2 separate regions of the Mus musculus genome follow, and region 1 is linked to region 2. Evidence: chromatin loops called from intact Hi-C (ENCODE). Cell type or tissue: heart. All regions are shown on one strand. Each heading gives the region's core, and the rest is flanking DNA. Links, peaks and the distances in the headings are about the cores only.

What was found. Hi-C counts contacts between places; a loop is a spot of excess contacts. Peaks named below come from ENCODE experiments on the same cell type or tissue, not always from the same donor. Only the 100,000 strongest peaks of a DNase experiment are listed, where the experiment ranks them.
Region 1: it touches region 2 in a loop (1.9-fold over the local background); 1 of 42 quality-filtered maps calls a loop at or near these places.

The regions. Positions count from the first base shown.
Region 1 is chr9:7,939,674-7,945,053 of GRCm38, reverse strand. All of the region lies in intron 6 of Yap1 (yes-associated protein 1), which reads left to right. Among named protein-coding and RNA genes, the nearest start is that of Yap1, 62 kb to the left of the region's middle. In heart, for the core only: no CTCF peak of the experiment used is centred there; no DNase peak of the experiment used is centred there.
Region 2 is chr9:8,039,799-8,045,178 of GRCm38, reverse strand. It overlaps Cfap300 (cilia and flagella associated protein 300), which reads left to right and starts at 2,304. Exons shown (of 7, transcript NM_199017.3): 1 at 2,304-2,509; 2 at 2,689-2,770. The coding sequence starts at 2,400. In heart, for the core only: no CTCF peak of the experiment used is centred there; a DNase peak (open chromatin) is centred at 2,308; H3K4me3 peaks cover 1,560 bases; H3K27ac peaks cover 1,253 bases.

The DNA of each region.
Region 1 (5,380 bases), core at 112-5,111, 100 kb after region 2:
CCTGGCTGGCTGGCTGGCTGGCTGGCTGGCTGGCTGGCTTTCTTCCTTTCTTCCTTCCTTCCTTCCTTCCTTCCTTCCTTCCTTCCTTCCTTTCTTTCTTTCTTTCTTTCTTTCTTTCTTTCTTTCTTTCTTTCTTTTTTTTGTCATATTTTGTTTTTTGTGGTCCAGCCTGGCCTTGCACTAGAAGTAGTCCTTTTTCCTCTACCCCCCACTAATAATTACAGTCACACACCTGGCTTCCTGCCTACTCACCTCTTTCTTAGTCATGTCTTGGGCATTCGTTGAGAACAGCTTCTCTTCCTATATAAATCAACCTGCATGCATGTGAGCACCATTGTGCACACTCACGTGCACCCTGAACCCTGTGTCAGATGTCACTTGGAGCCAAGGTTGCTACAGGGTTTCCTGTTTCTTAGTCTGTGTGCATGTTTTTTCAGCAAACAACACTATGCTACGGCATGTGACAGTTACACTTAATGAACAGAAAGCATTCTACATGTTGTCAGAGCCTTTGAGAAGGCTTTGGGCAGTTCTCAATACATGAGTGGAAGAGTGGGGGTGCACCCTACTCCATCAGTCAGCTACTGAAGGAGGGTGAGCATGAAATTAGAGCTGACTTTTCAAAAGATCACCTGTAAGCTGTCCTATCATAACGATTGTTGCTTGGGCTGTAGCTTCATTGGTTCAGCGTTTGCCTCTCTCCAGTTTGGTCCTCAGCACAGAAATCCATCCATGGTCCTTTAACTGGGTCAGTGTGGGTAGCTGCTACAACTTAAGCCTGGGACATAATTGGATGGTCTACAGGAGTGATATCACCCGAAGCATTAGATGTTGCAAGTTGCTCTGTCTCCAAGGAACGTGGAATTATTTCATCTTGAACACAGTGCCTAAAATTAGACTACTGAGCTAAAAATACAAGCTTGTTAAACTTCTCTTTTCCCAAAGGTAGTTGGAAAAGTTTGAAAGTCTTTCAAAAATGGGGAAGTAAGCAAGTCAGAAGAAATTTGGCCAGAGTCAGGTCAGGCTTCTGCCCTGTGTCAGAGGTCAAATAGTTCTTCTACTAGAGTATTTGACTTTTTCTAAATCAAGTAAGTATTTTTAGCGCATTTTCTTCTGTAATAATTCAAACATGCAGTAGCTTTTCCCAGTGAGCCTGTGAATCTCAGCTAATCTGGGACATGTTTAGAGCCCTGCCCTGTGAGTAAAGTCAGTGGTCCCAGCCTGATGGCGAGGGAGCTTTCCATGGTGGCTGATACGGAAGATGGCGCTGCCTGCTTTCCAGGATGAAGTTGAGTTTCCTGCCCCTGACTTCAGTGTCATTTTTTACAGTGCATGGCTGGCAAGTGTGAAGTACTAGATTTGATCCTTAATACAGCCTGGAAAGAAGGGAAAGCCATTGATCTGTGGCTCCGTATTAAATATGATGTCATCTTTTAAAAATGAAAGATAAACACTGTGGCAACAGTCAGAAATTGAAGAGGACAGAGATTAGACTAGTTCTAGGGTTTGTATCTGACTGTTAAAACAAGGCTGTTAGAGCCTGGGCTTTAGGGCTTGAAATCCTTCTGCTTCAACCTTCCGGGTGCTAGAATTACAGGTGTGCATCGTCATGGCACCTGGCTTAGGTCTACATAGGGGTGTGTGATTGTATACACTAAATAAAAGGGTAAGTACCATGTGTGTTTGTTCATATAAAATTTGATTTAACTAAATTGTGTTAAGAGAATGGCGGGGGGGGGGGGTATGGGGGACTTTTGAGATAGCATTGGAAATGTAAATGAAGAAAATACCTAAATAAAATACAATAAAAAAATTAAAAAAAAAGAATGGCAGGAAGCCCAGAACCTTCTTTTCTGAGGACAGGAGAGAAGGCAGCAGCAGAAGAAACCAAGGCTGGTTCTATAGCTAGAACAATAACAGACGTGTGTGTGCGATCACCTGCCAGGTGATGCTGGAACATGCCTTTAATACCAGTACTCAAGAGGCAGAGGTAGGTGAGTTTTGGGCTAGCCTGGTCTACAGAGAGTTCCAGGGCAGCCGGGGTTGGGGTGGGCAAGGGCTGACAAACAGAAGAAGGCGTGGACCTGCCTGAGTCAAAGCAAGGAATGAACAAGAAGCAGATGTCTCAATGTGAATTCTCAAAACTATTTAAGGTGCCGCTCAGTCAGTTCTGTTTTCCAGGTTTCAGATTTCAGCCAGTTTACCTTGCCTTGAGTATAATGCCTATCATCTGTGTGCGCGCAGGACGGATGTCTTATGATCTTTCTTGCAAATCATTGCCAGCCCTGTCGCCCAGAGTACTGTCTCTTGCTCTTATTGATCCCATCAAGGTCGGGGTAGCTGGATTTTGATCATGGCTCAGGGACCCTTCTGGTGGCTCCTTGGGTGACTAGGAATGAACAGCTGCCTTCATATCTCTAAGTTGCCTTTCTTGGTGACTCTAGACCGCTGGATCTGCGGCATCTGCCTGTGGGAGAAACTGAATTGTTAAATGAGTCCGGAAGTGGGGGCTCAGCAGTTAGGAGCACTGGTTGCAATTAGAACCTGGATTTCCCAGCATCCATATATATATATATATATATATATATATATATATATATATATATGTATATATATATATATATATATGTATATATATATATATGTATATATATATGTATATATATATATATATATATATGTATATATATACATATATATATATATGTATGGTAGAGCATAGCTGTCTATAACTTTAGTTCTAGAGGGTCCTACACCCTTAAACATACAAGCAAAACACCAGTGTGCATGAGATAAAAAGAAATTAAAAAGGTAGACCAGTAAAAGCAGAAGAGCATCAGAATTCAGAGCAGCAAAAACACAGATACTTTGAGACAATTTCTCTGGAACTCATTCTTGTAGACCAGGCTGACCTGCCTCAGCCGGCCTGCCTCTGCTTCTGCCTCTGCTGAGTGCTGAATTAAAAGTACAAGTGCTCACTACAACCTACAGAGGGCTGCTACTAGTTTTAACCCATTCAGTAACCTTGGAAAAGTACAATCTTCAAAAGAGCCAAGATAAAATATTGTTAAAATATGAAGATTCAGCACACTACAGTTATTTCTATTAACTGTTTGTCAGCTATGGACCATGCTGCTGTTGACTGAACAGAATTCAAAACAAGGCAGGCAAAAAATATGCGTCTTTGATAAGATGCATTCTGAGGTGCTGGGATATGGATATTGGCAGTACTTGCTTGCCTAGCACGTCACAGAACCCTGGCTCAGTGTTGCTACTGTTTTGGGTTTTGTTAATTTTTTATTTAAACAATTTTTTATTAGATATTTTCTTCATTTACAATTCAAATGCTATCCCGAAAGTCCCTTATATCCTCTCCCTGCCCTGCTCCCCAACCCACTCATTCCCACTTTTTCTGGCCCTGGCATTCCCCTGTATTGGGGCATATAATTCGCAAGACCAAGGGACTCTCCTCCTAATGATGGCCGATTAGGCCATCTTCTGCTACATATGCAGCTAGAGACACAGCCCTGGGGGTACTGGCTAGTTCATATCGTTTTTCCTCCTATAGGGTTACAGACCCTTCAGCTTCTTGGGTACTTTCCCTAGCTCCTCCATTGGGGGCCCTGTGTTCCATCTGTCTCTTCACCCTGTCCTTACAGGGCATAGGTTAATATGCCGTGCTAAGCACCACGAGCCTGCTATCTGTTCAGAGTTTTAAAGACATGTCCTGCAAAATTCAATCTCAAAATGCAGCTGGGATTGTTGTAGGAGTTAACATGGAAAGAGCATTGCCTTTCTTGAACCCTAAATAATAGAAAGAAAAAAGATGTCTTAGCAAGAAGCCACACATAGGAAAGCCACCATTATAGAGTCACTTCTTACCTTTCAGGGTAATGTTATCAGTGAGAGAATTCTGTCAAACAGAAATGGGGCATCACTGCAACCACGACAGAAAGTGTTGGCCTTTATGCAGAGCAAGAGGAGGCCGCAGAAACAGCCAGAAGATCTAAGACTGGGCCGGATAGTCTCAGTGTTCTTGTTGAAATGGCTTGACCCTGTAGAGAATATGCAGACAGAAACTGAGCAAGACAGGCGGCGTGTGCACGCACGCACACACACACACACACACACACACACCCCACCTAGAAAGATAAAGGTCTTGGACTTGTAGAGAGAGGACAAAAGAAACCAGGAAAGGCTAGAGCAGGAAGAGCCTGGAATGTGAAGGGTTAAGTGGGAGGTGAGGTCATCCAAGAACTGGTTCCCGAAGCCACACATGGAAAACAAACTCATGAGAAAGTGTAGGGGCGCACAATACTTACACATTATCTAGGCAGTGGTGGCGCACACCTTTAAACCCAGCACTTGGGAGTCAGAGGCAGGCAGATCTCTTAGTTTAAGGCTAGCCTCAGCTACAGGGTGAGTTTCAGGATAATCTGGTCTGGATGAAACGTTTAATATATGAAACATATTGGTCATTGCGTGCTTTCCTCATATATACCTCACCACATCCTCTTGATCTCTCCTTGTTAGTCTCTCCCATCAAATAAGCCACCTTTCCTTTTCATGCCTTTGTTGGTGTATATACTTTAATTGAGATTTTCAGTAGGAGAAGCCATATGATACTTGTCTGAGTTTGGCTTGCTTTGCACACTATGTTCACCCCCATTTCCATGAGTTCTCGTTCATATTTCATATCACATTTCTTTATCTACACATCTGTTGCTGGGCCTCTAGACCACTTTGCCTCAGAACCTTGGCTGTTGTAAGTAAAGCAACATTAAACATAGATGTGCAAGTGTCTCAAGGAATTAGGTTCCCTGTGGTGTTTACCCAGGAGTGGTTCTCTGGTCTGATGGTCCTCATTGCGTTTCCAGTGCGCCTTTGCTCTGTACTAACTTACTTGTCCGCTAGCAGCACACCAGGCTTCCTTTCTCTCCTCTCTGTCTTTACAGCATTTGTTGTTGGTTTTCTTGATAGTAATGTGGACTAGTTTGATCCTGCCTTTCCCTACTGGTTGAGGAGTATTACGGAAATATGAGTTACAGAAATACTGGTGAAAAATCAGCTACAACGAATATTGTTATTGTCCATTCATAATTGAAGAAAATCTTAAATTGGAGTTTGAATTTACCAAAAATTTAAGGTGATCTTTCCCTCCAACATCCCCACACAAGTTCATAAACCTGAGTCCTCAGTACACGTCCAGGTAAGAAGCCCCAGTGTGAAGGGTGTTAGGCCAGAGGATGTAAATAAGCCTGAATAAAAGAGAGGAGACACCATAGCAGTGCTGTGTAGAGTAAGAAGTGTTGCTGGGGGGCTGGTGAGATGGCTCAGTGGGTAAGAGCACCCGACTGCTCTTCCGAAGGTCCGGAGTTCA
Region 2 (5,380 bases), core at 271-5,270:
GAAGAGAGCCTATGAGAGGCTATAGGTGAAAGTGCAGCCCGGTTGCAGCAGACTCCAGAATTTGGAAAAACTGGTTCAATGGGATGATGACCAAAAGTAGCAGCAACAGTGGAATAAAGTCAGAAGAAAAGCTGTGTGTGATGGAGATGGTGGAAAAATGACCCAAGTCCCTTGGAGAAACCCAGAAGATTGCAGTGAATCCCAGACATTGCATACTGAGATATTTACACCTTTGGACTATGGTTTTGCTTTGATTTCATTCTGACTGTTCCCTGATTCTTCCCTCTTGAAGTAAGAAAGTATTTATTTTTGATTTTACAGGAGCCCATAGTTGAGTTAGAATTTTTAAGGACTTTGAATTTTAAAAGACAATGGCTACTTTAAAGATAATTAATTTTAATGTGTTTACATTTGTAAGGATTGTTGAATTTAAAATTATATATCTATTTGGTTGGTTTTGTTGTTTGTTTGTTTGTTTGTTTGTTTTTCAAGACAGGGTTTCTCTGTGTAGCCCTGGCTGTCCTGGAACTCACTTTGTAGACCAGGCTGTCCTTGAACTCAGAAATCCGCCTGCCTCTGCCTCCCAAGTGCTGGGATTAAAGGCGTGTGCCACCATGCCCGGCTTAAATTTTTTTATGTTTTTAATGTGATGTTTTTTGAGGGTGAATGAGAAAGAAAAGGGTGTGACTTAATAGTAGTGTGCTTGCATGTCAAGCTGACAAGGAGTCGATTGTGACAAGGAGTCAGTTGTGACAAGGAGTCGGTTGTGACAAGGAGTCAGTTGTGACAAGGAGTCGATTGTGACAAGGAGTCAATTGTGACAAGGAGTCGATTGTGACAAGGAGTCAGTTGTGACAAGGAGTCAGTTGTGACAAGGAGTCGATTGTGACAAGGAGTCAGTTGTGACAAGGAGTCGATTGTGACAAGGAGTCGGTTGTGACAAGGAGTCGGTTGTGACAAGGAGCTGGATAGTTTTATGTCAACTTAGCACAAGCTAAAATCATCTGAGATGAGGAAATCTCAGTTAAGAAAATGCCACCATAAGATCTGATAACAGGGAAGTTTCTTATTTAGTGATTGATGGGGGAGGACCCAGTCCACTGTGGGTGGCGCCATCTGGGCTGATGGTCCTGAGCATTATAAGAAAGCAGGATGAGTAAGCCAGTAAGCAGCCCCTTCCATAGCCATCGATTCCATCAGCCTACCCTGTGTGAGTTCCTTTCCTGACTTCTTTGACAATGAGCAATGATATGAAAATGTAAGTCAAATAAGCCCTTTCCTACCCAACATACCTTTTGGCTATAGTGCTTCATTGAGGCAATAGAAATCCTAAGAATCTTACAATAAAATTTTGTTTCCTTTACAAAAACACTTATGAGAGGCTTAGAGACATGGCTCAGCGGTTAAGAGCTCTCTCTGTTCTTGCAGTGGACAGGGGTTCTCAGTATCCACAGGACAGCTCACAACTGTCCTTAGGGATCTGATGCTCTCCTCTGGCCTCTGAGAGCACCAGGCTCCCTTGTGGTACATAGACATGCATACAGGTTAACACTCATATACACAAAAAATAAACAAAGAATTCATAAACTTATGAATGGGAGGACTGGGAAAAAAAACCTATATAAGAATGTTCACCACTGCATTCCTAATAGCTTCAAATTGTAATAACCCAAAAGGATAAACTGTGGAATAATATTCGTGGCACACAAAGTAACAGTGATAACAAGCCTCTCTCCCTCTGTCCCCCTCTTCCGAAGCTTCCCCCTTCTCCCCCTGTCCCTGCTCCCTTTTATTTGACCTTTTGGTTCTTAAGGTTCAAGCAGAAGGAAATGAAGTTAGTAGAGGTAAAAAAATTCGTCCACCTAAATCCTAAAACAGCTCCTAAACAAAAACAAGTTGGCTCCTGAATGAGATTTTCAGCAGGTAAGCATACATCCCACACTGATTAGCAGCGTGTTGTGGTGTAGTGCTCGCAGGAACCTGCCTGAGATGTAAACTTCAAAAGGAAAAGAGCCACAGACGAGATTATGTTCCTAAGCAGTCCCTTTGTCTTTCAAACGAAACCAACTTAATTAGACTTTTGCTTAGTGCAAAAGGAAATTGTCAGTTTGAAACTGTAGGTTTTGATATTAGGTCACTGGCCAGTGTCTAGAACTAAGAGTTCCTGTCAACACAAAGACTGGCAACCTCCTTCCATTTCCTAACAGCCAGGCTAAGAGTCCTCAGTGTAAAGGCAGGGACCCAAAATGCCATGGCGCATGCGTACTGAGCCAAGGGGCCCACTTCTCTCCCAGGCCCCGCCCTCTGAGCGGCGCCCCTCCCCCTGAACGTGGTGGCAGGTCCTACCGCTGTGTCACTATGGAAACGACTACTGCTTTCTTACCCTGGTCATAAGCAGGATGGCGGCTGGGGAGCCACGGGATGGAGGCGGCTACTACTTCAGATTCCTGCCTCATAGAACCTTCTCGTCGCTGAGCGCCCGGGAGATCACCAGCCGCCTCCGCCAGTGGTGAGGGCCGAGGGGCGGAAGTGGCCATGCGGCGGGCTCAGGTCGGTGGGCTGGGGCCGTGGCACCGCGCTCGTGTCCTGGGGTTCTCTCCCTGTTCGTGTTCGTGTCCGTGCTCCGGGACTCGGCTCTGCGCTCCCTCAACTCCGGCCAGGGCCCGCTGACTCTTCCCCCTCTGCTAGGTCCATGCTGGGCAGAATCCAGGCGCAGGCGTTCAGCTTCGACCAGACGTTCCAGCCCTACCAAAAGGATGATTTTGTCATGGTTGGTATTGGGGAAAGGGGGAGGGGGGGGCGCTCTTTTGGATGTTCTTGGGAACACTCCATGACATGTTCTTAGACTTTGGGAGTAATAAAAAGTGCAGGTTGGGTTTTCTTTTGTTTTGTTTCTTAGGGGGCTTTTTGACAGAGCGACTCATTCTGTAGACCAGACTAGCCTGGCATTCACTGGGATCCTCTTGCCCCTGCCACCCAAGTGCCACCATAACCACCTTGCCAATGTCTTTTACCTACCTTCGGAATTCTGCCTTAGATAACTTTACAAGTCTGTAGTTATTTTAGACAGTGTCACTGTGTAATTCACGATGGCCTCAACTCGTATCAGTCAGTCATCCTGCTTCCGAATCCCAGTTCAGAAATACAGGCATGTGTTACCGATGTTGACTGAAAATTCAATGGGACTTTTTTTTTTTTAACAATCACATCTTGTTTTTAAATACTACTACGTGGACTTTATTAGTCTTAACTCCAAATACTTTTGGTTTCTGAAAATCAAATTCACCCTGAGAAGTGGGCATCAAGCTGTAACAGTAGTACCCAAACAGGATTTCCTCCCAAAGGTTTTGAGCAATGGCCTGTTTGAAAAAAACCTTTAGCTAGAAGGGAATTCTTTAAAGAAGGCAAAGTTCATTCAAAGGTGTGAGATTTTTATGTGCATCTTAAAACCGAGCCCCATTTTGAAATGTTGCCTCCTACCCAACAGTAGGTAAAGTGTTCAGTTTTGTGAAGTGACCGTCATTCCTTGCCATTCCTCTGAGCATTGACTTTATAGCTGACATGTAATCTATTCACTCTGTCACTTTCTAAAGGCCCACTGTGTGCTAGGAATATAGCTTCCTCAATAGCCAGAGATAGAGACCTTGGAAGAATGTCTTGGGCCCTCTCCAAAATGCCAGCAAATAACATTAGTCTTCTTACCCACTGCCATGAGTAAGGAGAGCAGGAAAACAATCCATCGATTGTCCCTGCCTCTGGATAGGAGTGGTTCACTTCCATGGACCCTGGACAGGTGAAGCCTGGCCAGCTTCCCTTAGTCCCTTGTCATGACCCTGTCTCTTCTAAAGACACCTATCAAACTGAATCAGAGGTCTGACCTACAAGAGAATAACATTAACATCTACAATGACCATCTTTCTGAGCACACTTTGATGCTGAAGAAAGGACATGAATTCTGAGCTACGTTTTCTAATCTGTTTGCCATAACAGAGGGCAAATTGGTCTCATAGTCCATTTCCTGTTACCTGTGGTAGGGTTTTAATGCCATATTATTACTAATGGCATGTCTTAGGCATGGTTAGATTTTGATAATCTACCAGTACTGACCCTCCACTGATTTTTAAGATCAAAATTTTGAAATGCTACATTATTTTCTTTTTCTTTTTATTTTTGAGACACAGTTTCACTGTGTGGCCCTGGTGGCCTCAAACTCACAGAGATCTGCCTGTCCAAGTGCCGGGACTAAAGGTGTCTGCCACCACAACCAGTTTTTTTCTTTGATACTTTTTGTTGTTTCCATATATAACATTTAATATACCTGTTTATTCAGTAAATGCTTGTTAAATGCTTTCTATATCCCACTTGGAAGTTGTTAAAATGAGCTCTCATCCTAGTTTATGAGGCACACACAGTTTCAACAAATCAGTCTCCACCACATACCGAAGTAGTGTAGATCCTGTAGAAAATGTCCTGGGCACAGAGGGAACTGTCAGCTGATACAACGTGACAGAAGGTATACTTTTTCTTTCCCTTCTTCGTTTTGGTTGCTCAGTAGAGTTCTTCGGTGGACTCAGTATTCATCCATAAAACTCACCAGATTTCTTTCTGTAACTCCAAGCATTCACTTCTTTCTAATTTTAAGTTCTTCCTGGGCTAAAGATGCAGCTGAATTGGTACAGTATGAGTTTAGAATGCATAAGGTCGTGGGGTCCATCTCAGCACTACATACCAGACACAGTGACATATACCTATAATCTCAACTCTGGGAAGGATGGAGGTAAGTGGATCTGTTCAAAATCATTTTTGGCCCAGGCTAGCTCAAAACCAAATAAAGCAAGACTCATATTGAAACTACTGGGGATCCACGCATGGTGACACAGCCCAGGCTAGCTCAAAACCAAATAAAGCAAGACTCATATTTAAACTACTGGGGATCCACGCATGGTGGGTGACACAGCCCAGGCTAGCTCAAAACCAAATAAAGCAAGACTCATATTTAAACTACTGGGGATCCATGCATGGTGACACAGCCCAGGCTAGCTCAAAACCAAATAAAGCAAGACTCATATTTAAACTACTGGGGATCCACGCATGGTGACTCCAGTTCTTTGAGCTATTCTTAGGGTTACTCTAAAATGGGTGCTTGCTGAGGTCCTCATTTTCCACTAACCTTGAACATGGCTCAGAACTGCTTAGGAGGAGGCTTAAGGATGATGAGATGCTAAAAGGCGGGGGAGAAAAGTGAATCCTAGGGTTCTGACAGTCGACTAGAGTAGCTGACTTTACTAAACACATAAAAGACTCGAGAGTAAATGATGCAAATTAAATTTATTGTTAGGCATGTTCAGCTACAAGGTGCGTGCAGGTGGCTGTCTTCTAG